Regions from separate parts of the Mus musculus genome. Here region 2 is linked to region 1. Evidence: chromatin loops called from intact Hi-C (ENCODE). Cell type or tissue: heart. All regions are shown on one strand. Each heading gives the region's core, and the rest is flanking DNA. Links, peaks and the distances in the headings are about the cores only.

Region 1 (16,156 bases), core at 3,884-11,883:
TTTCCCATCTACATCACCCAGGCATTACTGTATAGTCTTCACCTCAACTGCCCTCCTCCAAACCTGAGTTTTGCTGCCACACTTTGACCTCTACTGAACTAGTCAGGTATAATACGTCCTTTTCTCTAGAGAAGTTTCATGACCAATCTGAGGTCACATTGTCTGTTACTCAGGATGCCCTCCACTGCATGGCAAGGCTCTGTGCTCAGCAAAGAGGGAAGGCATAGGGTTTCTTCAAGGAAAAGCAGCAAGTCTCAGCCTGGCCAAAAAGGCTCTCAGTGGGATGGGATGGTGAAATTCCCACCCTCCAAATGAAATAGGGATTTTGAGAAATGAAGCAATTTTTTCTTTCCTGGAGAGTCCCTTGGGGAGTTCCCAACTCAAAGTGCTCATGTCCTCATAGAGACAAATGTCATGAGAAAAAACATTTCTGTGGAATGTGCCCAACCCAGAAGAACCATTCAGAACACTTTGGCTGGGTCTTTTTCCAGTAGCCGCCTTTCTCTCATTCTTTTCTCCTCTGCATCATGCTCACACTCAGATGATGTTCACACCTCTCTCCTGATAGCTCCAAAGAGCAAAACTTGTAAGAAACTTGAGAGAGCACCTTGGTCTTGGAGTTTATCAGTTGCTCCATAATAAATAAATAATAATAAAGTAATAGTGAATATATTATTTTTAGTGATTTTCATTTGTATTGCTATTTTTATTTAAATGTGTGTATGTGTGAAAGTATGTCATGTGTGGTATGTCTCCAGAGGCCAGAACAAGGCATGGGTGACTTCTCTAATTGAGATCCATGGTTTCTGTGGCATTTCTTCTTTTGGAAAAGGAGTAGTGTGTGTGTGTGTGTGTGTGTGTGTGTGTGTGTGTGTGTACTCAGCGGTGTATGGGGATGTAAATGTGTGTATGTGCATGTATGAACAGATATCTGTGTATGTCTATGTGGAGGGAAGGCATTGTCTACCTTATGGAGGCAAGAGCTCTCACTAGGACCTGGGACTCTCCAGTTTACCTAGGCTGGCTCCAATAATCCCTGCTTCCCCAGTGCTTAGGTTGTAAGTGCACATCAGCACACCCAGCTTCTTATGTAGGTGCTATGGGTCAAACTCAGGCTCTCACAAAGCACTATGCCGACTGAGCCATCTCTGGGATTAGAGATTTATTTATTTATTTTTATTTTATGTGTATGAGTGCTGTCAGAATATATGTGTGTGCAATGCCTTTGGAGGCCAGAAAAGGGCATGTAACTGGAGTTACAGCCAATCGTGAGCCACCATGTGGTCCTCTAGAAAAGCAACATGTGTCCTTAACCACTGTGCCCTATTAATATATTTGAATGAAATGCCCTCATATGCTAGCAGCTACAACCACAGGCCTAAAAAAAAAAAATGTCTCTTCCTATAGCTGGATGATGAGCAGAGTGAAAGAGACACCCCCCCCCCCCGAAGCACTCAGTTCTAAATGGGATGCCTTCATCCAAGCCAACCCTGAAAGGATCATGGATCAATTGAGTAGAGGAAGCAAAAAGAGTATACGGACCCAGGGCAGTGGCTGACTCAGACACAACAGGACAGACACACATAGAAACACACAGGCACGGTGGCAACACATAGGACCAGCAGAGTTCAAGTCAGATGGGATCCCGGCACTTAGACAGAGTAGTGGGCATGTGGGGGCGGGGGGGTCCACTCGGAACCAAGCAGACATTTGCAAAAGATGTCTGTTGGCAAATGGGAAATCAGGTTCGTTTTGTTTTGTTTTCTGTCGCTGGGTATATAAAACAGACTATATGGCAGCAGCCCTGCTCAGCAGGAGGTGGCCAACACAAAGGGAACTCAGTGATTTCTTTTTTCTCTGGGTTTTTTGTTGAGGATTTTTTTTTCCTTATTGGTTTTGTTTGTTTGTTGCTTGTTTGTTTTTGAGAGTGAGAGAGATTGAGACCAGAAGAGAGACCACACAGGAAGAACGGAGGAGAACAGCTGGGTGTGTGCTACATAGGGAGGTGGGGGAGGACTTGAGAGGAGTTAGGGGAGGGGAAAACTTGAGCAAAATATATTGTATAAAGAACAGTTTTTGTTTCAGCTTAGATATTTTTTTCTGCAGTCAGTTCATTATAAAACAACGTAAGAGGCTTCTTAGGCACTAGTCACAAATGATGTCTAAGAAGATAATATGTTGGATAGACATGAAGACTTCCTTGCAAGACAGACCCAGGAGAAGGTAGGAGAGATGGCCTCTGCTAAGATGATGAGATCTGCCAAGGTTTACCAAAGCTGGCAGAAACTTCAGAATCACATAGACAAAAATATTTTTACTGTATCAATTTCAAATTAAAATTAAGATTATTTTTAAGCTAATCTGGGTGTGTTGTTGTGTACTTTAATCCCAGCACCCAGGAGGTAGAAGCAAATGGATCTATCTCTGCCAATTCTAAACTAGCCTGGTCTACATAATGAGTTCCAAGTCAGACAATGCTACACAGTGAGACCATGTCTCAAAACATCAACAAATAAACATCAGAATTCACGAACAATAGTAACAACCCCTTCCAAAATGCAACAAAACAAAACAATTAAAAATCAGCCATTTTATAGAAAACTAAAGTGACAGATGGGTTGACTTCCATAATTACCACAATCTAATGATACATTTTCATGTTTTACTCCTTGGGATGACCATTCTTTGAAGAGATAAATATTTTCTCTAGCTGGGATCTTACTTTAGGAAAATGTCACGTAGAACAGACAGAGCATACTCTTGTCCAGCATTTGCTGTCCATGTTTTTATACAGTAGTCTACGTATAGACATAAATATAGAGATACTTGAATTATTGGTGGTAGGTAGATACGTAGGCAGATAATAGATGGAAATAGATGAGATAGATACAAATAGATAAGATAGATACAAATAGATGATAGATAGAGATGATAGAAATATATGGTAGATAAGAGAGGATAGAAGATAGATAGATAGATAGATAGATAGATAGATAGATAGATAGATAGATGATAGATAGATAGATAGATAGATAGATAGATAGATAGATAGATAGACAGACAGACAGATGTCCATTAATTTAATTTTTAAACACTCAATGCCTAGGGACCTTCCTAGCTCCTGTTGACAAGTTGAAAAAAACCCTTGGGCAGAAAACATTAAGTAAGATGTCCTCATGTTCAGTGTCGCCTAAGTAAGGTGATGATTAGAGGTCTTCTGAGAAACGTGGACTCTGAGAGGCAGATTAACTTCGAAGGATGCAGCCACCACAGCATCCATCTACCAGGTCTGCTACTGGATGCAGCCTCGATGTGGCTTCAGTGATGACTTTCCTACCTACTCTTTGCTTTTGTTAAAGACACTAAGTCCCAAGAAGAGGATAACTTCTATTCCTTACTCACTCTACATCCCATTATCTCTGTGTCCTTGGTGCCTCCGGCCCAGAAGCACCTGCAGTTTCCACTGAGAGACTAGGCAGTCCTTTAAAAGCAAATTCCCCAGAATGGTTTGTTCATCTTCTGTTGCAGGTGTACATGTATGTGCCTGCATAAGTCTAAGTGACCACATACATGCAATGCCCCACAGAAGTGAGAAAAGGATGTTGGAGCCTCTGCACTGGAGTTACAGGTGGTTGTGAGCTGTCTGAAGTGGGTCCTGGGAACTGAACCCAGGTCCTCTGGAAGAGCAGTAAGTGTTCCAACCGCTGAGCCATCTCTCCAACCCCAAAGTTGTCTTAGAGGCCCTCACTCAGCCCACACTTTAAGTTGTAGCTTCCCACACTGACTTCAGACAGCTTCTTTGCCTGTGCAATCCCTACCATCCAAGTCTGCTCAGATCTTCCTCTCAGGTCTCTTTTGCCAATGTCTTTGCATTTGTGTGACTGCATTCTTTTGACACATTGCCATGACTGGAGTTTCCTTTGGGAAAATACATAAATGAGTGTAGTTTAACTACAGATAGGGGACTGGGAAGGCAGTTTAGTTGGTATAGTATTTGTCTAGCATGAAGAAAGCCTGGTTTCAGTGGATCCTCAGCACCACATAAAACTGGTTGTGGTGGCAAATATTGTAATCCTAGCACTTGGAAAGTGGAGGTAGGAGGATCAGAGGTTCAAGCTTGTCTTTGGTTACATAGCCAGTCTAGGCTACACGAAACCTTGGATTAATATAGTGGAATAGAGTAGAATAGAATAGAATAGAATAGAATAGAATAGAATAGAATAGAGTAGAGTAGAGTAGAGTAGAGTAGAGTAGAGTAGAGTAGAGTAGAGTAGAGTAGAGTAGAGTAGAATAGGGAAGACAAAAAGAGGCAAGGAAAAGGGAAGAAAGTGAAGGGGGAGGAAAAGGAAAGGGAAAGATACAAGAAGAAAAAAGTCATCTCAGCTCAACCACTCACTTCCTCTGTAATGGGAGCAGCAGCTCATTCTCGTTCATATTGTCTCTAGGCCAGGGTGAGCTGCCTCTTCCTTAGAAGAAGCACACGCATGTCATCACTCCACTAGCTAGGTCCACCTTGACATCTCAGTGACACCATGATAACTAACCTGCAGAACATATTCTACTTTAGTCGTAGGTTATGACTTAGTTTGGAAGCAACCAGACATTCGGGGAGCCTGGAGGAGCCCTAAAGCACAGCCAGTGAATTGGTTTCTCTTTTCCTGCTATCTAGAGTGTTTCCGGCTGTCATTCATTTGTGTACTTATCCAATCTAACTGAGCATCAATGTGACAGGCAGTTCTAGGTACTGGATCATGACAAAGAATGTGAACCTAACTGTAAGAGTGGAATACTCACCTACTAGTTGATTGAAAGCTTTATGTAATTCTTGTAAAGGTGTGGGCAAGGAAGGAGATCCAGTTCTTTACCCCAAAGTCAGAAAGCTTGTGTATATCCACGTATTCACATATGCGTTTGACATGTAGTGTGTCTTGGTGTATGTCTGAGTGCTTATGCTATGTGTGTGCTTCTACTGGTGTGGGCAGAGTGGGGAGCTAGAGGTGTTCCTCATCTCTTCTTAACTACTTGCCTTATCTCTCTTCCTTTAACTCTAACTACTACCCTCATAGCCTCCCTGGTCCCTGGGCCATCCCTAATCCCCATGCAAACAGTGAAACTACTGCCTATTACAGCTCTTCAGCTTCCCAACCCTCCATCCTTGAGTGCCAATCACATTTATCCTCCTTGGGCCATGATCACTCCCCATGGAGAAGGGTAGGATCGGTAGATCCTGCAGCCTCTGGGTTTTTCAGGGTGAAGTTCATCTCTGGTCACTGAGGAAAGGAGCTTCCACCTGGCTTGTGGCTGGATTTCCCCAGGATTACTGCAAACTCAACCAGTCTTACTATCTTAACATTAATTTCTCCTGGAAAGCCCCTATTCTGACCCGGATAACAAGTACAATTGCACCACTTCATATTGATATTCATCCTAGCAAAACTAACACCTAACTTATCATGCAAAATAAAAATAACTATCCCTATCTTGCCTCTGTGTTAATTTATCAGACATTACTATACACCAAGGAATACATTTAAGACACATTTCTCTAGATGCTGGAGATGGGTGGGATATCTCAGCCTATTCAGCCACAATGACATTATTTGAAGTACAACCCACTATTGGACTTGCTAAAATATTTAGAATTTATTTGTGGCACAGAAAACACTTTGAGCATGATTTGAGCTTAAATCCCCAATGATGCCACAGTAACATTATCCTAGCCTCTGGTCACATGGTCTGAAGGATCTACTCCTATTTAAATCTCAGTTATGATGTACACCACAGGCATCCGGACACTGCATTACTATTCAGATCCCTGAAACAATTTGAAGGAGCCAGGGAGCTAGGTTTCTCTTCTCCTTCTATCTAATGTTTCTTGTTATTGATCATTTGTGCATAAATGGACATAAAAAATTTTCCAGAAGGTAGATATTAGTTATTTATCTTACTCTGTAAATAAAGTCAACCAATACTTTTTGACCTTTAATGTTAACTTTTTAAGAGCCTACTAAAATAAAAATAAGCTATATCTTATATCTTTATTGACTGATTCTATATTTTGTTCTAGCAAATTCAACTTTCCACAAGGATAATTGTAAGTGAAAACATAGAGCCTAATCTAGCAGAGTGTTGATCAGATCCTCAAATACAACTTAACATGTTATCTGTACTACACTGTGAATGCTAGCCTTAACTATCAACTTGACACAACCTGGAATCACTGGGAATAAAGTCTCAATGAAGGATTCTCCACATTGGGTGAGCCTCTGGGACTATATATGGAGGATTAACTTAATTAAGTCAATTGATGTGAAAAGATCTAGTTCACTATGGGAGGCATCATTCCCTAGGCAGGGGATCCTAAACTGTATGACAGTAGCAAACCCAAGTAAATTAGCAAGAATATATGCATCAATTTATCTCTGTCTTGACTGTAGATGCATTTTTTCTAGATGTTTGAGTTTCTTCCCTGACTTTTCTTACAACAATGGACTGTAATCTAGATTTGTAAACCAAAGTAAACCCTTTCTTTCCTAAGTTGTTTTTTTTTTCACCAAGGTATTTTATCCCAGCAACAGGAGTGAAATCAGACCACCCACTTATAATTCACCTGTTTGTCTAATGAGCAAATCTTGTTTTAGAGTCATTTTTATCTATTTTGATCACCTTGAAATTTGTTTAATGGTTTATTAGAGTTGACACCAACTTTCTTTGGGAAGTACAATGAAAATACTTCTGTTGAGAGGGCTGGTTTGTTAGTTAAAGGGATGGGGAGAGAATTCAATTGGTCAAGATGCTTGCTGCTGTGCAAGCACGAGGGCCTGAGTCTCATCCCCAGAACTCAGTAAAAACTATAAAAGGTCGAGCATGGTGGATCACTGGGGTTTGTTAGCTAGCCAGCCTAGCTGAATCACTGAGCTCCAAGCCAGTAAGACACCGTGCGTCAAAACAAAATGAAACAACATACAAACCAACAACATTAACAAAACCCCCAAATGGATGGTGTCCCGAAGAACAACACCTAAGGCTAACTTCTAGACTCTACATGTACCCCCTACACAACTGCACCCTCACACCAACCCTCACAAAGAGGATTTGATGTGTTCAAATAAAAACAAAGTGATGTAGGAGTTCAAAGAATGTTTTCTGTCCCAGGCTGTTCATGCAGAGCTCAGCCCTGCCCCTTTCTAGTGGAGTGGCCATGCTTGCTGTGCCTGGCTCTTCCTATCTGTAGGATGAGGATAAATGGAGCTTTATCTCAGGTGCTCAGTGTCTTGCTTTACTTTTCTCACTTTAATGTGTGTGCTTACAGAGTGCTCCTTGCTAGACAATATTCTGAGACCTTTAAGACATCAATGTGTTTTGTCCTCATAACTCTGTAAACCACATTCTATTGTCTGTATCTACTGAAAGAAACTCAAGTTTGGTATGCACTATGTCTAAGACAGTGCCTGAAAGATAACCAGTGCCCAGGGTCATCAGTCACAGGTCAAAATCTTTCTTTGTATCTTCCTCAGAAAAGTCACTTGACTACTCTTCTTTGTACTCCTCGGATAAGGATGTCTCCAAATAGACCAGAAAATGTCTAGAAATTAGCAGATAGGGGGCAAATGATGGTCATGCTGGAGCTTACTGTCTCCTTTCCCCCATGATCTGTGAATCCTTTTCAAATACAAGATGCTGACTAAACCAGAAGATGGAACACTATCTGAATGCTTGAGCCCAGACTACCCAGAAACACTGCTTCTCCACACAAGCCTTTAGTGAAAGGATCCCCACGTTCACCTTCCTTCTTCTTTCTAGATTTGCCTTGAGGATTCAGGATTGAAATCAAATAGCATTCAACTTCCACAAAGATCAAAGAGAGGTTTCTGGGATTTCCACTAGAGGGCACATTATCAACAGGCCAGAAATAGCCAACAAGTTGGCCTAAAGCCACAAAGAAATGACAGTTTCTAGGAGGTACATGAACCCAGGTATCAGGGATTTTTTTTCTGATTCAGAGAAGCTCCAGCACTGAGAGAGACTCCAGCATCACTAGTGGCTTTGCAACTCGGGCTTTGTATTTCTGAGCTTCAGTGGTTTCCCAAACCTTGGCTTCAAACAGTTAGAAGAGAAGCCAAGAGCAGCTAGTCTAGAAATTTGTTTTTTAAAACCCACTGCTTTACAGCTACTGTGATTTATGTGGCTACTGTGTTCACAGATGAGACTTAATAAACAACCGTTATCTGAGTGCTCCTGGATAACTGTTTTGATCCCTTTCTTCTTTTCACCCTTCTCCTTTTATCTTTCTGACATCTTTTTCTGGATATTCTCTATTTCTTGAGGAGACTTCAAGTGATAGGAGGGAGAAAGTAAAAAAGCAAAGCTCTCAAGAACTCCACTGACTTCATCAGAAATCTGAATTTCCTTCAGGTCTCCAACTGCTCAAAACCTGCCTCCCCACTTCTAAGCAGATAAATTCCAAATTGTCTGCCTAGATTCTGAGGAGGCTGGGCCCTGGAATGGGTAGCCGTTCTCTCCTCTCTACATCTAGAGGACACCAAGTTCTGGCAAGGCCTTTGTGAAATAAAATAAAATAAAATAAAATAAAATAAAATAAAATAAAATAAAATAAAATAAAAAGCAGTAACATACCTGCCTACTTCCACACTCCCCAGAAAACAAGAGAGGTCCCTGTTTCCTCTCTAATAGCTATTTGAGTATCTGGGTGAGAAGACTAGGGTGTCAGCACTTCTGGTGTGAGGAATGAGAAACAGAAAAGCCATATGCTCCTATCAAATTTTGTCTTTTTGTCTCATTCAATTTCCCAGATATCTTTCTGATAGAAATGACTATTCCCATCTTACAGATGAGAAAATGAAGACACATCATTGCTAAATTACTTAAGATACACATCAGTAAACAAAGTATGGCAAAGTTGGGTTTGAACCCAGGGTCTGACTTTAAAGACGGTCATGCTAAAACTAGATGTTAGCTGCTTTTCCTGGAGTTTTTGCCATTTCTCCTCCGGGGGTGAGGATGGAGGAAGTGGTTTGGATGAAGCTGCTGGAAAACAGCAGTCACCACGTGATGAGGTCAGCAGTCTGGAAGCCTGAGGAGGGTGGGATGGAAGGGGCGGGAGATGGGGAGCCCTAACAAGCAAACAAACTACTGGTGTTGAAGACTAGATGTCAGCAGAGGCAAGAAGTGGGGCCCGAGGCCAGGGTGCTGGATCAGACTTCCTAACTCTATGACCCTTTGCGTGGGCCACCATGGCACAACTCCCCACACTTCCACATGACCTGATCCTCCTTCTTCCAATAAATACAGCATCTAGGAGGTGTTTATAGGTTTCTAAATAAACTCCTTCGTCAATATAGCCTACATGGTACATATCTTCACTTATGCTTCAGGAAGACTCTTTGACTCCCACAGAGAGCTCTGGAGTGTTGGCCTGGCTTATAAGGTTTGAAAATGATCTCTTAATATCAACAAATTCAAGTTAACAAACTTATGACAATAGGCAATGAGACAGGGGAAGTCAGAACTCCAGCATAACTCTACCACTTTCTACTTGGGTGGTTTGGAGACTACAATATACTTCTCTGTGTTCCTAGCTGACTCATCCATTAAAAATGGGATAAGGATTTCTTCATCACTAGTTGAATGTATAAACACAGACATTCATAAGTGATCAGTACTAGATAGTAACTTTGGAGGCCATAATTGAGCTGGGATGTTTGTTCCCGTTTGGAGGTACAAACACAAAGCCTGTTCTCAATAAGTTTGCCAAAGTGGAAGAGAGAGGACAATGGGGAAACTGATAAGATTGAACTATGTTAGTGACAGGTGGACACGGTCAAGGCGGTACTAGGAAGGGGGAGTGCGCTCAATCTGAGTAAAGGTGGGGTAAGACACTTCCTGAGGATGACATCAAAAGCCACAGCTTGGTGCCCAATTTTGGTTAATGTGTAGCCACATCTTGGATAGGCTGATATTTCATCAAGGATACCAGATGTTTGCTTTGGTGACTCCTTGCTCTTAGGTCTTGCTTTGAAAACAAAAGCTCTTCTGTGAAAATCAATGAGCTTGCCTCACAAGGTGCCTTAGATCTTTAAATAATATGGATATAGTCACCCTAAGTTAATAACCACACAATTAGGGTCAGAGTTCAGGAAACAAGAAGGGATGGGGAAGGAAGAAACTAAAGACCTACTGTATAAATGTTGACATGGCAGGTAGGAATTCATGTGTGTATGTTTGTTTGTGTGTCTGTGTCAGTAGGTGTTGTGTACTCATGCATGTGTGTGCATATGTGTGTGTGTGTCTATATGTCTGCGTGTTTGTATTGTATGAATGTGTTCCTATGGCTGTATGCACCTATGGGAAGACCAGAGATTGATTTCAAAGGTTCTTGACATCTCTGATTGTTCTCCACCTTGATTTTGAAACAGGGTCGTTTACTGAACATGGAAGTCCTTTAAGCCAGGCCGTCTAACCAGTGAGCCCCAGAGATCTGCCTATACTGGGGGTCCCAGAGGTTGGGGTACCTCCACATGTGGCTTTTTACTTGGATGTTGGAGATGTGGACTCAGGTAGGCCCTCGTGCCTGGACAGCAGATGGTTTATTGAATGAACCATCTCCTCAGCCTTGAAATTAACATTTTGAGAGCCTATAACACACCAGATAACACTAAGAACCTTACCTAATACCCTAGCCGTGGACACTTTTCCTGCCCACTCTTTATTTCGGGTGATAAACTACAACTCCAGTTATTTAAGAAATGTAAGCAGGATCCGACTGCTAAGTAGGTGAAAGAACCAATATTAAAAAACCCAGCTTTTAGTCCTGACACCAGTGCTCGTGATCTTTATAATGCTCTGGATACTCCCAAACATACATACTTGCGTGTGTCTGCTCCTTCTTCTCCAATAGAATGGCATTTATGAATTTGTTCATGGTTTTCCATGCTATGTTACTGCTATGGCCTAAATGGTGTTTCTGAAACAAAAACATGAACATAAACATAAACATAAATATCAGAGGTAGCCTTAAGCCATGAAAATCTTTCAACACACCCACTATAAACTGTTTGTACTAAAAGGCCTTGTAATTGGTCTCCTCCTGTCTCATTCTTTGGAAGGTATCTTTATAGCTCTTCCCACTGGAAGACAGAATCAATCAATCTCTCTGTGTGTCTCTGTCTCTCTGTTTCTCTCTGTCTCTCAGTCTCTGTCTCTGTCTCTCTCTCTCCTTTAAATCTAAGTTGCACTTGGGTTTGGGCTTGGCCAAAACAATATGGTGGAATCATACAAAGTTAGTTTTGGGCTTTGACCACTAGGAGCTATGTAAGCATTCATTTTCTTTCTAGGTCCCTGCCAGGCCTATACAAGCCAGCTGGTAGCATGTGAGATACATATGGAAACAATCTTGGCATCCGAGATGAAACCATCCTAGACTGGCAGTGTTTCTCCAAGCAGTTTATCAACAACATAAACATGAATGAGTCAACTGAGCCAGCCCAGATCAGCAGAGAGACTGAATCAACCCTCAGACTTGGGAGAAATACGTTAATGTTTGTTATTTTAAGCATCTAATTTTAGAGCTCATCTTACTGCATCGGCAGTTAGCTGATACAAGCAAAATGTGAATCCCTTTTTAATTAGGAGTCAACAGAGGCAAACCATGTATTTGTTCTATTTTTAGTCTGTTCTCTAATTTGGACTGATTTCCCCCTAGATTGGATGGACCATCATCCCCTGGGATCTCCTTCCGCCATTTAAAGAATCCTCTTTATTTCTTCACCCTCACATCTTTCTTTTCTTGATAGCATTTAATTTTAGGTAGAATGCATTCTTTGGGGGTTGCCTGAGAATGACTGAATGGGCTTGGATACTGTGCATATCTGAAATTCTCCTCTTATCCATACTTTGTATCATAGCTCAGTCAAGAGTCTAGCCTGGAAATATTTCCCTCCACATTTTCTTTAAGTATAGTTAAATGAGTTTAATTTAACACAGGCTAAACAAAACACTTTCATGATGTTCATTTAGTTCAAGGTAAAACTTCCAGTGGTGTATTCTTGAAGGCCTACTATTTACTGTTAGAGTTCTAGGGGCCCTTGGTTTTGGAAGGGTTCTACAGGTGCACAGATTTTACTACTCAGCCAGGGTTAGTGTAGTCTGTGGGTTACAAGTTATTTTTCTTGGAAATACCCAAGTCTCTGGGAAGCTCTTTTGAGGGTACACTCCATTTGGCAAGCTTCCTCTAGGCTGGAAACTTTCATTCTCCCGTGTCTGTTGGCCTTCTCTCTTCAAAGATGACAAGTGAGAAGTCTGATTCTTTTGTGATTTTTTTTTTTTGCTTGGTTTTATTTTTGAGATAGTGTCTTTCTTTGTAGCCAAGGCTGGCCTATCAGACTTATGATTGTCCTAGCTGTTTTGAATCTTGCGAGCTGGGATAATAAGTACATAATATCTTATCCAGCTCTACATTTTTTTTTTTTGTGCAGGCCCTAGTTTGACGCTTGGTTCTATAAATAATGCTTTTTCTTTCTAGAAAATACAGGATCATCTTTTGCCCCAGGATGTTAAAAAAGTTAAAGACAATAGGACTTGATGTGGTTTTGTCTTTTATTAACACATACCTGGTCCTTAGTCAAATATTCATATTCATAAACTCTAAGGCATTTTGTGTTTTGTCTCTTACATAATCTCCCCTCTCTACCACCATAGTTTTCTCTTTCTGTGTTTTCTTGCGATTTGCATGTGAGATTTCCTACCAGAGCTCAGTCTTGGTGATGCCCATCTCTCTGTTTCCATTTGTCTGTCACTACCTTTGTAATAACATTTCTTCATCTTTATCTTACAAACCTCCTCCTGGGCTTATCTTTAAAATCTGTCCTTTCACATTTGAGTGTGAGAAAGGTCCATCTTGAGACAGTGAGTGTCCTTTCGTCCCTGAGTGTTCTGTCCTTGTTTCGTGCTTTGCCTGTTTTCTAACGGAGGTTGCTAATGATGGTTTTTGTTTATTTGTTTTATTCCTTCTCCAAGAATTGTTTCTGTCTCTTCCAAGTGGCTTTATCGTATTTGCTTTAGTCCTTGTATTTTGATGCTAGGTGCTTTCTGCAAGGGCTTAGTACCTCTGTCTCTTGTTAATGTAGAAAGTGAGGCATAGAGAGCGGGTGCCTGATGGGGTCTGAGAGGTGATTCTTACTGAACAATCCCTGACAGTTTCCCTGGGGGCTATCATATGAATCTCTTCAGACATTTTTCCAGGCTTATAAAATTCCCTAGAAAGGCTGAACTTCTTGAAGGAAGCAGGACTCTCTGCCAGTGTTCTGAGAGCCAAGGAAAGAGAGAAGAGAAGGCCAGGGGATTTGAGCATTTCCATATGTACAGCTTCTCTCTCTCTCTCTCTCTCTCTCTCTCTCTCTCTCTGTGTGTGTGTGTGTGTGTGTGTGTGTGTGTGTGAGAGAGAGAGAGAGAGAGAGAGAGAGAGAGAGAGAGAGAGAGAGAGAGAGATTTATTTATACTGTTCACTGTTGCCCTTAACTACTTCACCTTCTCCAGATGATAGGTAGAATTCTGCTTCTCTGTGGGGAATGTGAAAACACCATAAACTAGGCTGCATTGAGCAGGGGCAGGGGCTGGGGTTCCAACTGCCCCTTACAAAGACTCTAAGCTCCTCCACTCCCTCATCTTTTGCAGGATAGCTGATTCCAGAGCCTCTGTGGCACTCAACTGGTAATTTTGGTTATTTTTCAACTCCCCCACAACAGACTCAGGATTGAACACTTGCAAATTTTTCAACCAGTTACCATTTAACCATGATGCTTCAGCTTCAAAGCCACTGCTGTTGTTTTGTTTCTTCTCCCAAGCTCCCTTTGAGAATAGCTCTCTATTTCTGTAGTGCCTTTCTGTTTAAGAGGGAGTCTGGTGTATCCTAGCTGGACCTATTTCACAATGTGTCTGAGAATGACCTTAAACTTCTGAGCCCCGCTCCTACCTTCCAAAAGCCGGGATTGGCATGCACAACCAAGCCAATCTGTGTAGTGCTGGGAATGGGTCCTAGGCCCTTGTGTATTCCAGACACACTCTCTCTGTAAGCTCCAGCCCTAGTGTCTCTTCATAGGGGTTAAGAAGCATTCCTCATGGAATGAAGGTATGTTTCCTGCTCTCTTAAACTGAGGGACCTAAGGCAGCTCAGGAAGTCACACTTTACAGCATCTAACTCATTTTAGATGGCTCTGAACCACAGATCTCCTGTGGGAAAGTCAAACTCCCTCAACACTGGCCTCAAGTATGGAAGCTTGTGCAGATGTTTGTTTGTTGTTTTGTTTCTTAAGGGGGAAAAAAGATGCAACTCTGGTGGTGATACACACCTGTATTCCCAGCCCTTGGGAGGTAGAAGCAGGGTGATGAGGGTCTAGGGCTGGGGCAGTGAGTCAGTGCTTAAAATGCAAGTGTTCTGAGTGGAGAACAGGCTCCCAGAACCCATGTAAAATGTTGGGTGAGCTTGGTGATTCACCTGAAACCTCAGAGCAAGCTGGTTAGCAAGAGCAGCCATATTGAAGAGCCTTAAGTTTGATTTAAAGACCCGGTCTCAAAGAATAAGGCAAAAAAAAGCCATCAAGGATGACTTCTGATAGCAACCTCAGGCTTCAACATGCATGTCCACTCCTATATGTTTTTTATATGCATGCAAACATGCACTCACACATATGTACCGCATACACACACACACACACACATACACACACACACACACACACACACACACAAATGGCAAGGTCATTTTCGGCTACATATTGAATTTATTACCAGTCTGAGCTCTATGAGATCCTGTTTCAAAAATCAAACAAACAAAACAAAAACACCAAAGAAAAATAGGAGGGGGGGGCTATAAAAGAACAAAACAAAACAAAACAAAACAAAGGATGCCAGCTGCCTCTGACTTCTTCCATATTATTCAGACATCCAGACAATCACTTTCTGCCCCTCTCCACTTCCCAGACCCTTCACACCAGAGACCCTAGGTTCCATTTTTTACAACCTTTTAATATTTTCCAATACACACTTTCAATCGGGTAATGTACACATCAGGTTTTCCTCATTATTATTAGTCAATCAATAAATATACAAAAACTGGAAAAAGAAAGGGGGGGTCTCTGAAAAATCAAAGGAACAATAGAAAAACTCATTGTACATACCTAAGCAATTGGCTATATTTGAAAAGTCAACACATAGGACTTACACAAAGACACAGTACATCATTATCATCATAGTGGGCAATCCCTGTTCTTATGAACATTTTACTTTTCCAAAGAAGATGGCTGTTTCTTCTACTTTGCTGTGACAGTCTTGGGTCGATTTTAGCTAAAAAGACAGTTTTTGGTGTTATGGATGTCAATATAAAGATTTTTAAAGGCTTTTCTGAAACATCCATTTTATCTAGCTAGAACATACAAAATATGGACATGAAGGTATCTTTCACCTCATTTGATTTTTACCCAAGGCAAAGAGAAGGAAAGCCTCCAGGATATATGAGAAATTTATAGTTGATGGCAAAAGAACACTTTAAGGGCTCCTAATACTTTACAAAATCATGGAGTAACTCAAAGTCAGATTGTGCTACCAGAATCATCACCACTATGGCAAGCAATGTCCTACCACAACCCAACTAGTGGACTTTTTTAGAATGGGTAGAGAATTATCTTTAGCTCTGAGTCTTGTATGACTCTTCTTGTGCCCTCAAAGGGCATCAAGGGGTCATGGAGAGCTTGACAGAGCCCTTTTATGACCAATCCCAGAGTGGCTTGCTGCATATAGGTTAAAGAGCCCCAGGGAGCCTGTTGTGGGTGTGGTAGGCCAGGATAGCTCTAAGGACAGGGGACATTCTAATACCAGTGGAGAATAGCCAAGAATCATCTAGTGTCTATTTGAACAAGAAAACCAGGTGTCTAAATATGGAACTGGCTTATAGTATTCACAGAGAAAGAGAAAGTCCATGAAAGCCATGGCTCTGGGGGAGAGATGGGCAGGGAAGGAGGGAGGCTAGAATATGAGTAAGGAGAGCTGAGGCTCAAAATTGTGCCAGAAAGTCCGTGTATCTCCTTTAAGGAACATCTTCACATCCACTTTTGATATAAACTCAAACCTGACTCAGGTGAAA
Region 2 (16,156 bases), core at 3,456-11,455, 97 kb after region 1:
CAGCTTCGAGGACATGATCTTTGCCCTTTTTATTTGCAAGTTCTGTACTCTCCTCTGATGCCAGGTTTTAAAATGAAAGGCAAGGAGCTAGAGAGATAGATAGCTTAGTGGCTAAGAGTGCTTGCTGTTCTTGCAGAGGCTCAGAGTTCAGTTCCCAGCACCATACGAGGTGGCTCACAGTTGCCTGTAACCCCAGATCCAGGGTATCCAACACGTACTTCTGGACCCTTTCAGGACCTGCACTCACATGAGGACCTGGTTTTAAATCTCAGTCCCCTCATTTTGCAACTATGTGGCCCTGGCCCATTTCCTTAAATTCTGTGCCTTGGTTCCCTCATATGTGGAAAGAGGGTATTAAAAGCACTGTTTTTATAAGATTGGTGCATAGTTTGGACAAGTTAGTTTATAGAAAACAAGGAGAGGGTCTGTTCTGTTTGTTATGATTATTAACATTGGTAATGGTAGCTCAGAAACCTACAGTTCGGTACTAAAAAGCAAATACAAACGGTGTAAGAGCTCTCAAAGTGCCTTAACTTCCAGCCATTGCTGAAGGTACAGATGCTCAGAATCACTGCTCATATGACCTTTTCCTTCCACCCTGGCGTTTTGCAATTAACCTTTACTTTCAAAAGCTGAAGACTTGAGGAAGGTTCTTGGGACCTGAGTTTTGCAAATCATATCCTTGGTGACTCAAGCCCTCCCCACCCACTGTGAGTCTGTCTGCCCACACTTGCACAAAGGAGGGACACTTGCACCAGGCGGGCACACCCAGGCAGCTGGGGCACCCCAACCTCATGGAGTTCTGGCTCTGTGAGTCTAGCCCCCATAACAGTATCCCCAAATCCTGTGTTTGGCAGTCTCTGAGCACTGGTAGACAAGCGATTCTAAGGAATGCAGGACCTACTCCAGGCTTGAGCAACTTCGTGCTGGGCAAGCTCATTGCAGAGGAAGCCACTGGGTGCCCTGTTAGCTGCCAGGCTTCCTGCAGATTAGGCACTAGTGGGATACAGTAGTGTCATTTTGATAGTGAGCCATAGAAGATATAAGAGTGTTCTGGGAAGTGTTCCTGCATCACTCCCTGCTGATTCCACCTGCCAGAACCAAGTGTGATTCAGAGGGTCTGTGAGTCTCTGATTCAAGGACTCCTAGTGTCAGACCAGCAGCTCTCAGAGCAAACTGCTGCTGGACAGTGATTCATTTTGAGGTTTAAGTGTGAGTTTGGTGTCATCAACCCATTCCCAGCCATCCACTAACCCTCTCCTTAGACCCACCCCGTAGCCAGCAGCCACCAAAAGCACAGAGAGACAACCTCTCTGCTTGGGAAGAGGACATAGAAGCCCCTGTATAAGCAGTTGGCCAGCCAAACCTTCTCCACACACTGTGGAGAATGTCAACACTCTCAGCGTGCTGTCATACACAAGCATATTTGCACACTTAGTGTGTCAGCTAGCCTGCCTTTATACATGAAAATTCTTATTTCTCTATTTCAGACACTCTTTTCAGTCCAACATTTCTGGTCGTCATTGTGGATCTGCACTGGGATCTGGGACCATAAAAGTGAGTGAGATCTAATCCTTGATTAGATGGAATCCCTCAGGATATCCCACGAGGCTGCAGAAGGCAGGTAGCAGAAACATCTTTTCCATTTCTCACTATCGGTCCTGGCTCCCCAAATCCTTACTGGCCAGTTTGGAGCTAGGATGGGCTTTTTGGTTTTGTTTGGTTTGATTTTGGTTTTTGTTCTTCTTGTGGTTGTTTGCTTTTAGGTTTTGGTTTACTTGTTTGTTTCCCCAGTGACGGAGGTTGAAGCCAGGACTTCATGCATGCTAGGTAAACACTCTGTCACTGAGTTTCAGTGAAGTATATGTTTAACAAAAATGTGAGACCACTAAGTGAATGAAAATCTGGGCTCAAATGTAAGGCCCTCCTCAAAAAACCGCTTGTGTCCTCGTTCAAGCAGAGGCACAAAGTAAACCGAGTCATCAGCTTCTGGTACAAACCCCAAGAATCGCTCTCTGAAGGAGAGAAGAGTCCCTTTAAAAACTCTGCGGGGCCAAGACACAGCTGCCACCTGCTTCAGCTCACACTTTCACAAGAGTCATTTCCCACGAACGCTCTGGTTAGAGTTGCTCAAATGGAGGTCCTCATGAAACACTAATGTAACTCATACCTTGTCGGCAAGCAACCCCAGGGCAGGCTGTTGGGGAAGCCATCCCCCAGCCCTGCCACACACACATGCCTCCTGTTTTTTTAGTGGAACTGAGTCTATCTGGTTGGGTAGCCACTTGCTTCTAGAGGTTCTCAGTGGATTTTGGTTCAAGAGCTGTAACTTCTCTAGAAAGCCCTGTCAACCCACTGCCTGGGATTTCAAGACTTCCCCTCAAATGGGGTGAGTATATTTAACCATCTAAAGAGTATATAACAGCAGTTCTCTATGGGTCACTGCATCCAAAATGCCTCCGAGAGCAGCACAGGAGTGTCTGTGGGACCTTTCTTAATTTGCAGGCAAGGGGTATTGCCCTGACTTGTCTCTTAGGTAAGGAGCAGCCTCTCCCTTTTTGCCAAGCCTAGAAATGAGAGCATGTCTAAAAGGGCAGCTGGACTCTGATAAGGAAATGGACTTATTTTAGCAATAAATATCTAGGTTGGCATCTCTAACAGCTGTGGCTGAGTCCTGGGAAAGATGGGACAGAGGAGGGCAAGGCAGGGCAGCCAGGAGCCTACAGCCTTCTGGAGGGAGGCAAGAGAGAGAGGCTATTCGTGATCACTCTGCTGAGTACAGCAGGCAGGAACAGTGAGAGACCACCGGCTACTTCCAGAATCCTCCAAAGGTAGTGATGGGGTGATGGTAGATGATGGGGCACCTCAACTCTACTCCTGTGTCCTTGGATCCTTGATTTCATTATCGAGAAAACGGTGCTAGGAGAATCTCAATGTGTGAGACCACTGCAAAGCCATGCAACAAAAAACAAACAACTACTGTTGACTGAATTTGAGCAGTGAGTGGCACTTCTTACGGGTTTTGGATACTGGGTGGCATTAGCAATATGCTAGGATTTTAAAATTATGGTCCTTCTGGGATAGGGACTCCAAAAAAAGACCAACAGAGTCAGCTAACCTGTACCCCTGGAGGCTCCCAGAGACTGAACCACCAACCAGAAAATATGGGCTGGATTTCCACATATGTAGCAGATGTGTACATGTGTGTTCAAAAACAACTGGAGCAGGGGCAATCCCTGAATCTGCTGTCTGCCTGTGGATCCCATTCCCCTAACTGGGCAGCCTTATCTGGCCTCAGTGGGAAAGGATGTACCTAGTACTGCAGTAACTTGATGTGCTAGGGTGAGTTCGTACCCAGGGGGACCTTCCCCTTCTCAGAGAAGGAGGAAGGGGTATGGGGGAGGAAGTATGTGAGGGGAGACTGGGAGGAGAAAGGATGCTGCAATCGGGATATAAAGTGAATAAATTAATGAATGAATATAAATAAACAAATAGATAAATAAATGAAAAATAGGGTACTTCTAATTTTTCAGTAATGCTCAAGAGTCATATGAAACAAGAAAGGTTTGTCTTGGGTACCATTTTTCTTTAGGGTAAGATATGGTGATCATAATTCTTAAACTCAAACTGAATATATTGAGCCATAAAATACAAAACTGTGATGAGTGTGTAGGTAGCACTGAAAGTGTTAAAAATGTTATACCACGTGCTCGCTTCGGCAACACATATACTAAAATTGGAAAGATACAGAGAAGATTAGCATGGCCACTGCGCAAGGATGACACGCAAATTCGTGAAGCGTTCCATATTTTTCACAGAAGTTGATGCTCACAGTCAGCTATTGGATGGATCGCAGGGCTCCCAATGGAGGAGCTAGAGAAAGTACCCAAGGAGCTAAAGGGATCTGCAACCCTATAGGTGGAACAACATTATGAACTAACCAGTACTCTGAAGCTCTTGACTCTAGCTGCATATGTATCAAAAGATGGCCTAGTCGGCCATCACTGGAAAGAGAGGCCCATTGGACTTGCAAATTTTATATGCCCCAGTACAGGGGAACGCCAGGGCCAAAGAGTGGGAGTGGGTGGGGAGGGGAGTTGGAGGGGGGAGGGTATGGGGAACTTTTGGGATAGCATTGGAAATGTAAATGAGGAAAATACCTAATAAAAATATTTTTTAAAAATGTTATGCCACACCCCAGATTGACCGCACCTTCCTCCTCACCACTTCAGGTGAAACACTGGGGCTCCCACAGTACTCCAGAGACTTCAGTATTTCAAAGATGTCCTCACACCCTAACGGAACAGGCAACTCACCAATCCCTGTCTCCCATGGTCTGCTTCCTCTGGGGGAAAAGAAGGGTTGGTTTTTTTTCCTTAGTGATCTTTAAAGTTCCCATTTTTGAGTCTGTGACAGTGAATCAGGAAACTTTTAGGGAATGAATGGAAGGAGATCTGTCATAGACTAGGAATTTTGTGTGGTCCAGCATCCCCTCCTGCGTAAGGGGAAGTTGGCAGAAAATAGAATTTTTTTTTTTCTCCTCAGCTGCCAGAGTCTCCCAACACATTAACTCCTCACTGTATTTTAGAAGGAAATAGATGTTCTGTGTGTACCCGGGAGTAACTGAGTGAATGGAGATACTTCAGCAAGGACAGGGCTTGCTTCCTTACTTCTTCACCTGGGAAGGCCTAGCCTACACTCTAACTGCCAATGCTCAGAGGAAGCAGAACGGTGCCTGCTGTCCCCAAGTCCCAAGACTCCCAGATGAACCCCATCTTCCTCAACAATAGAGGTACAGTTTCCTAACCACGATCTTTGGAAAGGGAGAGGAGAGATGCAAGTGGACACTTGTCCCCTCTGCCTTTGGTCTAGGGCCACTTTCTTCCCTTGGGGGAGAAGTTGCTTTAGGCCTCCACCACTTCTCTACCGTTTGACTGCCAGCACAGTGATGGATGCTTCCTCCTCTTACGCCACCCCTCCCCAACGCCCCTCCACCTCCATTCCCCACCCTCCCCACCCTCAGCCCCACCACCAGCAACTTTGCTGGTCTCAGTGCTTCCTCATCATCTTCCCAAACCAGTCACTCCCAGAATGGGGCAACCATGATGCCTCTCTTCTCCCTCCCCTTTCTCTTTCACACACATCCTGTGCTAAGTCACATCTCATTTCAGAGTCTCAGTTCCTTCATCGGCTTTACAAGGGCGTGAAAGCCAGGGTCCATGGAGCTGCTGCTACTGGCACCAGCTCTACTTGTCCTGGAGCCACACTGTACAACAAGAAGGTAGAAACCCCAAGGCAGAAGAGAGCCTGCTGGCCTCAGAACCTGACTCCAGGGGGGGTTGGAAGGGCAACAGGTATCTGGGAGTAGACCTTTTAGAATAGCCGGGAGACAGGCCAGGAAAATGTGGGAGTTCGGCTCCTCAGCCCCAACAAAGGTGGGAGCAGTGTGCCAACCTTCCTCCTGTCCTCTGAGGTCAGGTCCAGGCTCTCTCTGTCCTTCCCTCATCCATCCTGAATGTTTCTGCCTTCCAATGGATCCTAGGAGCTCTGGCTCCCTATGGGAGCCTCCACTGCAGCCTCTGCTGGCTAGACTGTTACTGTCCCTGAAGGTCTTTTCAACTTTGTCTAGCACTTGCTTTTAGATATCCCATGGCAGTCTAAGCTAGGGAACTTAATGAACCCAAGTTCACACCCAGCCCCACTCCTTGCTGTGTGACTAGGGGAAGTCACCTAACCTCTCTGAGCCTCTGTTTCCCTACTGGTAAGGTGTTGGGGGGAGCATTTGTCACCAAATCACCATGAGGATAAAATGAGATAGCTTATGTGAATTACCTAACATAGCACAGCAAAGAACACACACACAAATGGCCAATAGTGTCCTACTGCAATTATTATTTGCATTACTTCTGCATCAGCATTCAAAATTTAACATTCAACAATGGAGGTGCGATTTTCTAATCCCAACGTACCATGTCTAAAAAGAAAAAAAAACCCAGTTTGGCACCCCTTACCCCCAGAACTGGATTTAGTAATTCTTGTTGAGAGGAACTCACTGAAGTCTGAGCTGACTTAATGACCTAGCTGGCACTTCTTCAAAGAAAATTTAACTATGCTGATGATAACCAAAGCCTTCGTGGAATTATCTGTTCATATATAGATAAAGGAGGGGGGACGCTTGAAAATGAGCCATACTGGATATTTGGCCCAAGCTCCTCCTCTCCACAGCCACCAAAGTCACCAACCACATTTAGATGGGATATTAGGGACTGCGCTAAAGTTCACAGGTTACCCTGATACAGGTCCCCTCCTGCTCTGAGGCTGCCAGGCAGCAAATATGAACCCTGTTGCTGTTTGACTTTGCCTAGACTGCAAGCACTGCGCGGCTGGTCGAATTATTGCTCCGGTTATGTGTCCTCCTTGGTCCATGTTGGAACCTTTAGGCCACTCAGAGCCTCACACAAACCAGTTCAAACTCCCACAAGCTAAAATAAAGCCGTTGGTGACCAAAGCTGACTTTAAGAGCCCCGAAAACTAGTCAAAGCTGGGACCCACTGTCTTCAGCTTTTCAAGGCTCCTTTCTGAAAAGCTCATTGCCCAATCTCTGGCCTGTAGCTATGTGCACACCTTGGGGAGTGCTCTACAGGTCTGTTCCAGTGTCTGCCTCTACCTGCCTAGCCACAGTTAGCCAGGCTTGGGGAGCCCTTGAGCACCAGAGCCTGTTAGTCGGGACAGAGGCTGCGGGCATCCAAGAGTACAGTTACTTTTGAGCCATGTGCTCCAGCAAGCATGGGGACCTCGCCCAAAATCTGCGGGCAACTTGCCCAGCAAACTTTCTTCTCCCTTTCTCTTTTCCTTTCACCAAAGCAGCACTTCCCAGGCGTAAACTCTTTCCAATAGCATAGCCCCAAATCCCAGCTTTGCTTTGCTAGCCCAATTCACTACAGTCCCTCCCCAGGGCGATTCAACCCAGAGGCATCCAGCTGGAGTCCTCAGGCGCGGTGGCGGGCCACTCACCGATCTGCTGATGTGGATGTGCCAGGCTCAACTGCAAGAGGCAAAGTCCCCAAGCTGTGTGCCACCAAAACTTGTCCATGGCGTGCTGGATGAAACGGAGGGATCTAGTCGCCTCTGGAAAAGGGTCGTGGGGAGAAGGGCAACGAGGGTGAATGGAACCTGTCACTGGCTGGGGGCTGCTGGGCAATGAGACCGCTTCGGAAGTTGGCTGTGGTTTTTATTCCAGGCTTTGAAAGAGTGAGTGACCTAAGAGGGAGGGAGCGCGCGAAGGACACACCCAAAGCGAGGGGGCTGTGACTAAGCAGCCAACGGAAGTTTAAAGACACACCAGCCTGCTTTCGCTACTGCCCCTGCACTCCTGCCCTGCTCTCTTGGACAGAAGAGAATGGCCGCCCCCCTCCCCCCCCCAGCCCCCGTGCGCCCACGTTCTCCAGGGCCACTCCACAGGCTTCCTACCCTGGCCCAGCCTACCAGCCTATGAGAAGCGCTGCCTGGGACAAGGAGAATGACTGAGTTCTAAGACCTCGCCCCTCTCAGTTAAATCTTCCAGTTTCTCCTTTGCCACTAAACTTGGGAACCTGGCTAGGGAAAGACTGGTTTTCCCAGGAAGCTGAGGAAGCTGGACTTATCTTAGGGAGGAACTGAAGAAAGAAAGAGGCTGAAGGGAGAGAGAGAGAGAGAGAGAGAGAGAGAGAGAGAGAGGGAGAGGGAGAGATCCATCCTAGTGGAGAGTGCTTTCCTGGCCAGGGTGGGGACTGAAAAGTGGGGAACTTGTGGGAGTGTTCTTTCCTCTTTCCCTCTGAGAGAAGTCCAAACCGCTCATCTGATCTTTGATCCGGGGAAAACCCAAGGGTGCTCAACACATTTCATTCATGCTCTCAAAATATCTACCAATTTCTTAAATCCTTCTCGGACTCACAATCCACCCATCCATTCCTCTGTCCACCCATCTTCCTTCTGCAAATGCACTAATCTAGCCATACTACACCTGCCCACCAATTCTTGTATTCGCCCACCTGCACAACTTTTCAATCCTTTTCACACCCCTCCTCAGCTCATATCTGTTCATCATATTTCCTATCCATCCCGACGCACATACATGGTTCCCGTCTCTCATTCTACCCATCCCCATATCCACTCACACATTTAACTGTTCTTTCTTGTTTACATTTTATATTCTCTTTGCTGCAAACTTTAATACATTCAAATTCCCCTTTACATCTTGATACATTTCAAAGAGGGATGCACATTTGCCATAGTCTTCAAGGGAGAAATCTCAAGGCTGAAAATCGGGGAAAATCGTATGTAAAATTGCAATTCCCTATCTTCTCTAATACCCTGCAAGTTGCAATTTGGATATCAAAAGCTCTGTTTATTTTTAATGTGAACTAAATCTGAGTGGACTTCTTGCTGAATGAGAAACACAGAAGGCATGGCCAGGGCAGGACCCGGAATGAATCATGCCAGAATTTCTGAAGGAAAATGATATTTTGGGATTTACTGAAAGAAACTGAGAAAGTGAGAGAAATGTACACAGCCACCTGTCCATCCATTTATTCATCAAGCACGTAATGAGTGCCAGAGGGTTTCAAGAGAAGCAATCCTGGTTTGGTCTAGGCACTAGCTCCCACACAAGCCAGTGGCTGCTGCAGTATAAAATATACTGCAAACTACAGCTAGGACTGGGAAGATGGCACAGTGATAAAGTGCTTGCTGCCAAGCATGGGACAAGTTAGATCCTTGGAACCCACATGGTGCCTTAGGCAAGTTGTCCTCTACCTGTCACAGGCCTGCCACATACACACAATTAATAACTGTTAAAATGATTAAAAATAATCATTTTATTTTTCAGCCAGCTTTTTCTGTGTATAGACTAAAAGTATTCGTAAGAATTGCATTTGTTCCGAGTATCTACAAGCTTTTTGCTTTTGACTATTTTGTGAACCACACAACTTAACTGCTATGTATCACATATATAATACACGACATTCCACTTTGTTAGGTACTACAAATATGCAGCAGCGATTAGAAGAATATGTGTGGGTTATATGTAAATACTGAGCCATTTTACATAAGGGAATTCATCTTCTGAAGGTTGCATATGAAGCTTGGGTTTTCTGAAAGTGATCTGCTGAGAAGGATCTCTGTCTGTCTCTGTCTGTCTCTGTCTGTCTCTGTCTGTCTCTGTCTGTCTCTGTCTGTCTGTCTCTGTCTGTCTCTGTGTCTGTCTGTCTCTCTGTCTGTCTCTGTCTGTCTCTGTCTGTCTCTGTCTGTCTCTGTCTGTCTGTCTCTGTCTGTCTCTGTCTGTCTCTGTCTGTCTCTGTCTGTCTGTCTCTGTCTGTCTGTCTCTGTCTGTCTCTGTCTGTCTGTCTCTGTCTGTCTCTATCTCTGTCTGTCTCTGTCTGTCTCTGTCTCTGTCTGTCTCTGTCTCTTTCTGTGTGTGTGTGTGTATGTGTGTGTATGTGTGTGTGTGTGTGTGTGTGTTTAGGATGCCACCAGTCCTGCAGTCCGAGGAAAGAAGTCACAATATTTTCTTGGAAACACTAATGTGACATCTCAAGAAAGATGATACTTTGGGCCAAGGTGTGGAAAGAAAATGAATCCTTGAGACATTGCTGGGACAGGTCCCCCGCAGGGAGTTCTCTTGTTGAGGAGTAACAGGCATTCAAAACTAGAGTACCTATCTCTCAGTCCTGTTCTGGCTGCTTACTACTTTATGGCCTCAAGATAGGCAAAGAGCTTTTATATGCCTCCATTTCCCTGAATACAAAAACGGGTTCAATAGTAGTGTTCACTTCATAGGACTGACAATGAAGGAACAGCTTTGAAAGCCTTGCATCTCTTAAACACTGGATGTGTCTATGCATGTATGTTTGTACACATGTGTATTTTGTATGATATATATACATACATATATGTATATATATACACATATATATACACACACACATATATATGTATATATATATATATATATACATATATATATATATATATACATATATATATATGGCTTGAATATTATATCAGATGAAGAGTCTGAATGTATGCAGCAAGAACAATGACTAGAGAACTCTGAAGGGGCCAGGTTGTAAACTTCAAGGAACTTTGCACTTAGTCTTATAGAAAGCCGAGAGCCATTTAATGTTTTGAAAATGATTTTTGTGTGAAACACACTTAAGTTTACTGTCTTATATACATGCAAGTGCAGAAAAGTGGCATTTAGTTAATTCACAGTGCTATGCCCCTTCACAACTTCATTGTGGGTTTTTCAATAAGGGAGAGCCTTATGGTAGTATGTTTAAAGACATCGATAGCAGTGATCGGGCTACAAAAATCACTGGACCACTATCTAGCCAGTCTGTGCCTGGCAGGGCAGTGTGACTCAACGGTCTGCCTTTCTGAGACGGAGAAGACACCTCTCAGCCTCATCTGAACAGAAGCACTTTAGAATTTGTCAGTAGGTGGAAAGAGCTGGCCTTTCTGTTGTTTGAGACCTAGAGACCATTTATTTCAAATTATAAAGGCCTCCACCTCTTGGGTTAAACATCCTAGTGAGTGTGGGGAATTATGAATGAAGAGTAATTTTTGTCATACTTGCTTTGGAGGAAAGAAGGGAAATAGGTAGTTACTAGGAAGGATGTTTTGTGGAACCCCGGGGTTCCTTTGGGAGCCCTTCAGAAAAGGACAGAGGCCAAACTGAAGATTCACAGTGAGCTATGTTCTTCCCTTGTCCCTCAGCCTGCATGACATGGTGTGTCAGTTTTTTATATCAGAATACCATGAGAGAGTTCATTTTGACAAAAGATTCTGAAAAACAAACAAACAAAACAGAAAGAAAGAAAGAAAGAAAGAAAGAAAGAAAGAAAGAAAGAAAGAAAGAAAGAAAGAAAGAAAGAAAGGAAGAAAGGAAGAAAAGAAGAAAGAAAGAAAGAAAGAAAGAGAGAGAGAGAGAGAAAGAAAGAAAGAAAGAAAGAAAGAAAGAAAGAAAGAAAGAAAGAAAGAAAAACAACCTCAGACCTGCTTTGTTGGTGTGCTTTGCACTTGTTCAGTAAACAATACTGCCCAAAGGTGTGTGGAAGAAGATAAGGGGGAGCTGACTGAAAGTGCGCTGCAAGCTGCAGAGAGACATGCAAATTCTGTAGAAATTATTATTAGGATTTTTCTCCCATAGGGGAAGGGCTGGCTGTCTCTTCCCGATAGTTCAGTGAGGGGTTGAGACAGCTTGCCCTGGTGCCACAAATGACTCATTTTCAATAATAGACTAAGTCAGGCTAGTCCTTGGGAATTCCTGGATTATCTCTGGGTCTCTTGTTATCCCCTTTTTAAACACCTCACTCACACCATAGGCCACCGGGTCTTATCCATCTTCTTTCTCCTTTGCACCTCTATAAAAGCAATAATCCTTAAAATAATTTACTTCAGGTGTTTGCTATCAGTTGTGCATTGCATCGGTCATCTTTTATATGCCAAAACATGGATGTGGGAAACTGTAACTAAGAGCTTGAATTGGTGGGGCTTGTCATGAGATCACAGGATTTGGAAAGAAGCCAGAATGCAGTCATCAGCCTTGGGCTGAGAAAGCCCCAAGTCTGAACATCAGTGACTTTACCTCTGGGAAATTTGGGTTCAAAATGAGGGTGAGGAGACCATTTTCATAGCTTAGGAATACTAAGAAAAATAAGATATAAGGACCCGCCTCTGGGGTCTTGCTTGGTGGAGAGAGCAATCACTTACCATCCTATGAACTGCCTGTGTTCAGGGACATGATTATACATCAATTGCAGTAGCTGACGTATTCCAGACTCTGGCTTTATCTATCATGATCCATAAATAAGCACTGTATAAATGCATGAGCAATTGCTGCCTTCTTTTTTCCCATCACAGCTTATGGGGTGTTTCAGAAGCCACATGAGCTCATAGGTAGATCCATTTAGGCAACTTGAGGATTGCTGAACTCATTCAGACAGCACTCTCTGTAAAGTGGCCAGTTTAGCAGCCTGCAGAGGAGCCTGGTCACATGAGCAGATTAGATGTTCTTATAGAAACACGAGGGCCTGATGGCTTCTGATGAATGATAATATATCTCCTCTTCTTAAGCAAAGAAAAATAAAAAATCAGACCAAATGTGAAAGTATGAAGGGCAAGGCTAGGAGAACCAGAGATGGATTGTGGAATGGTACAAACATTGAACACTGTCTCAGAGACAAGAATTGGTGAGTCAAGGTAAAGGTAAATGTACCATTCCAGTTAATGTTGAACTCTTAATGCAATCCAGTCTTAGTTCACAGTCACAGGGTGAATTCTTTGCACGCAAATGAGCAATAATGAGAAACTCTCATGAAATAATCATTAGTAGAGTCTAACAAACCGGTAACTGGGGGGTGAATCTTTATTATAAATAAATAACTTTGAATGGCTATTATTCAGCTAGAAGAGATCACAGAGTTGGGCCTTTAGGATTAATAAAGCTTTCAAATTATGACAAACTAAGTAGTTGCTGTGACTGCAGTACTCTGGGAATGCCATGGGAACAGAGGAGCCTAGATTCTAAATTGGCCATGTCAGTCACAAAGTGGCTTTCATGTAAACCATTTGGGGCTAAGAAAAGAGCACCCGACCCCAGAGTTGTTTGGTAACCAACTTAGAAATGTGAATATTTGAGTATAGGATTTAAATTGTTTGTCATCTTCATTCATGCATGCATGCATGTGTGCATTATACAACTACTAAACCGTGGGCACATTATACACATTCTTGGTTTTTAAGTAATTAGCCATAACAATTCCACCATCACCACTACAATTGCCATTGCCACCACCACCACCATTCTATCATCAGCTTCACTACTATCATGACCATCATTAAGTCATTCCCATTGTCCTGCTTTTGTCTCTGTGGCTGTGATAAAGTAACTTGACAAAAAAAACAACTAGGGGAGGAAGGGATTCATTTCCACTTACATTTCTAAGTCATAGTCCATCGTCGTGGAGAAGGCAGAGACTTCAAACAGCTAGTCACAGCATATCCACAGTCAAGAGCAGAGGGAAACGAATGTGGACATGTTCATTTGCCTTCTTGCTTGCATGCTCTTGCTTAGCTTGATTTCTCCACTCTTACGAAGTTCAGTTCTCCCTGACTAGGGAGTGGTGTCACTCACAGTGGGCTGGGTCTTCTCATATCAACTAGCTTATGAAGACAATCCTCTATAGGCATGCCATAGACATAGTGTGGACAACTCCTATTTGAGACTCTTCACGGGTGGTTCTAGGTTGTGTCAGTTTGACAAAGCTACCATCATACCACCATATACATTGTCATTACTGTCATTGACAACATCACTGTCAATATCACCACTACCATTAGCACCATTTTCTGTTATCACAAACACCTTTATTGTCAGGCTTGTGAAAGTTAGTCTTACCACAGTCAGCCCAAAGTTAGCAAATTGTTACAGAAACCCTATTGACAGTTGCTTGTCACTTTACAGATTTAAACAAACAAATAAACAAACATCCCTGAACCTTGAAAGGTCATATAACTGTTTCAAAAATCACACCTTTATCTTACTTAACAAAATATCCTGTCATTAAGAAATATAAAGACAGAAATCTTCTGTTCCCTCCTAATTATTGATCTGGCAAAACCACTAAACCAATGGTGTCCAGATTAGTATTTACTTTACTTTTATTCTACTCAGTTTCATTTACGAAAGATAAAAGTTAGTTCTCTTTAATAGAGTCACACTAGATGTATTAACCACACTGAAAAGTAGGCACCATGCCCAGCAGTCGATGGCCAACAAAAAACTAGCTCAATGGTGTTGCTGTATAATTTTGTCTCATATTGCTCTGTGACCTCTCCCTCTCCCTCTTTTTCTTCCTTGCTATCATTTGTTTGTTGTTTTTGTTAGCCTGTTTGTTTTCTAAAGAGTGATAGAAAGAGAAATAAAGGCATGGAGTTGGGTCAGTGGGGATGTGGGATAGAGTTGGGGAGGAGAATCATGATTTTAAAATATCACATGGGGAAATGGACTGGTTTTAGTTACATGGAGGGCAAAACATGCTGATTCTCACAGCTTTCATAAAACGTGGAAGGCTTATTTAATAGCAGAGACTCAGATGTTGACTGCTCATTAGCCAATCTGAAGTTGTGGAGTGCTATCTCTTTTCCCCTATAGAATCATCACCAGATAGCTGTGTGGCCAAATTAGACATGAACACCCTCTTGCAGGACAATTTTTGGGTTTTTTCTTTTTGTTTCTGTTGTTACTGTTGTTCAATCAGTAAGACACAGTTCCTTCTCCTGACTCTGTAACTTTATGATGTGACTCCCCATTTTCCATGAGCATGGCCGAATGATTCCAGTGGCACAGCCTGATCCAAGTCTAGCCATGTTAGAGCTCTTCATGAAAATTGGAAGCACAGTGTAGCTGATCATACATAACACAAGCTTAAAGGCTACAGGACAGCTATATACCCCCAACCATGTTTATGGAGAAGCAGGAGAAAAAGTAAGGCAGAGAGTCAGAGACAAGCAGAAAATATTCCCTCAGTTCTGACACCTTGCAGATTTCTTGGCTGCTGTGGGACACCCAGACCGTTCTCACTAATTTCCTTCATTCTGCCTCTGTTAGCCCACACTAGTTTCTGTTACCTACAACCAGAAAGACTTAATGGATATGAGACTATAACTCCACCTACTGAATGGTAAAAAGGCTCAAGTTCATCATAGAGACTCCCATTGCTGGGTCTAAATGTCAGGATTGGACTGTATGGCATAGGTCTTCTCTTGCTCCTTTTGTGACTTGGCTCCCTCTCAGCTCTCCTAACTTTGTCACATTCTACCCAAAGAACTTCATTGTCTCTCCTGTACTGTGACAGAAACTAGATTCCAAAGAGATTTGCCTACAGTTGCAAGCTGATCCAAATGAGTAGCAGATCTTCTGTCTTCCAAAGCCTTTGTCAGAGAGCCCCTTTCTGCCTGGACATGCCTAATAATCTATTTCAAAGGCAAAACCTTCCACCTGGCAGACAGTAACAGCTTCTCTTCGAAACACCCAAAGGGTAGAACTTCTGGGCTCCGATGCAGAGGCGTGAGCCTCCAGCCAAGTCCTGATGGGGTTTAACATCAATACTTATGGAAAAGGAAGGGTTTATAGGACTAGGAGAAGCCATGCCAAAGCCTGTATCATTGCTGGATACCATTCCTTGACCTCAGAAGCCTGAATCTAGATGCTGCTACATGGCTGACAAAGAGATTTGTTGAACTAAACTCAATCAAGAAAGGATGTGGGCAGGGAGGGGGGAGGAGAAAGGAAGAAAGATAACTAGGTTGAATGTGGTGGTGATTGTATAAGAAGGTAGGGGATAAAAGGCAGGGATAAAACCACCAAGATCTGAAGGAACATAAAGCTTTTCAATCATCAAATAGGAATGTGACAGATCTCGTCAGCAACTGGAGTGCATCAGTGTGCAGTGCACAGACTAAGCACTGAGAAACAAAGATGAAGGAAGCCTGCTTTCTCTCCTCCAAGAAAGTGGCTGAGATCCATGCTAACATGCCGGGATTTTCATTAGGTCAAGAGTATTTCATAATCACCTCTATATTCTAGGCCGTACTCTCGATACTAGTGCTCCAACAGCTCAAAGACAGGCTAGTTTCTCTTTATCGTTGAGGAAATGGTCCCAGGATATAATAGTCTGGGGAAGGTTGTTTCTGAAGGGGTGATGCTTGAGTCACATTTGCACAAAGATGAGAGAGAATTTTGTCAAAGTTCACTGCAAATGCAAAGGTTTCTGTGAGGGTTCTAGTTGGTTTGGAGGCAGACACAGCTCATGTGACTGGAGCAGAGAGAAGAAACAAACATTAGCTAGCTTTGCAGGCCATGGGGGGGGGGGGGTTGGATTCAATGATGGTTGCAATGGAAAGACTTTTAAATAGGTGAAACCTAAATGCTCATGGTGACTTCTTAGGTCACAGTTACAAGAAGGGCATTGAGACTTTATCATACAATGGGTAAAAGTTCCTTGGTGGATTAATAATGTACATTAGGTTTACAGGATGCAAAAACGGTAACACAGGTGCTAGGTGGGTAGCTCAGTGGTATAGCCACTGCCTGTCATGCACGATGACATGAGCT

Evidence for each region. Peaks named below come from ENCODE experiments on the same cell type or tissue, not always from the same donor. Only the 100,000 strongest peaks of a DNase experiment are listed, where the experiment ranks them.
Region 2: a loop joins it to region 1, with 1.8 times the contacts of the local background. A loop is called at or near these places in 2 of 42 quality-filtered maps.

The regions. Positions count from the first base shown.
Region 1 is chr2:102,796,363-102,812,518 of GRCm38, forward strand. Cd44 (CD44 antigen) reads right to left here. Exons shown (of 9, transcript NM_001039151.1): 9 at 14,779-16,156. Among named protein-coding and RNA genes, the nearest start is that of Gm13872, 58 kb to the left of the region's middle. In heart, for the core only: a CTCF peak has its summit at 7,884 (motif pointing right); a DNase peak (open chromatin) is centred at 9,109.
Region 2 is chr2:102,894,254-102,910,409 of GRCm38, forward strand. It overlaps Cd44 (CD44 antigen), which reads right to left and starts at 7,412. Exons shown (of 9, transcript NM_001039151.1): 1 at 7,015-7,412. The coding sequence starts at 7,093. Gm23731 (a small nuclear RNA gene) reads left to right here and starts at 3,707; the gene lies at 3,707-3,813. In heart, for the core only: no CTCF peak of the experiment used is centred there; DNase peaks (open chromatin) are centred at 5,278, 6,768 and 7,248; H3K4me3 peaks cover 3,365 bases; H3K27ac peaks cover 1,702 bases.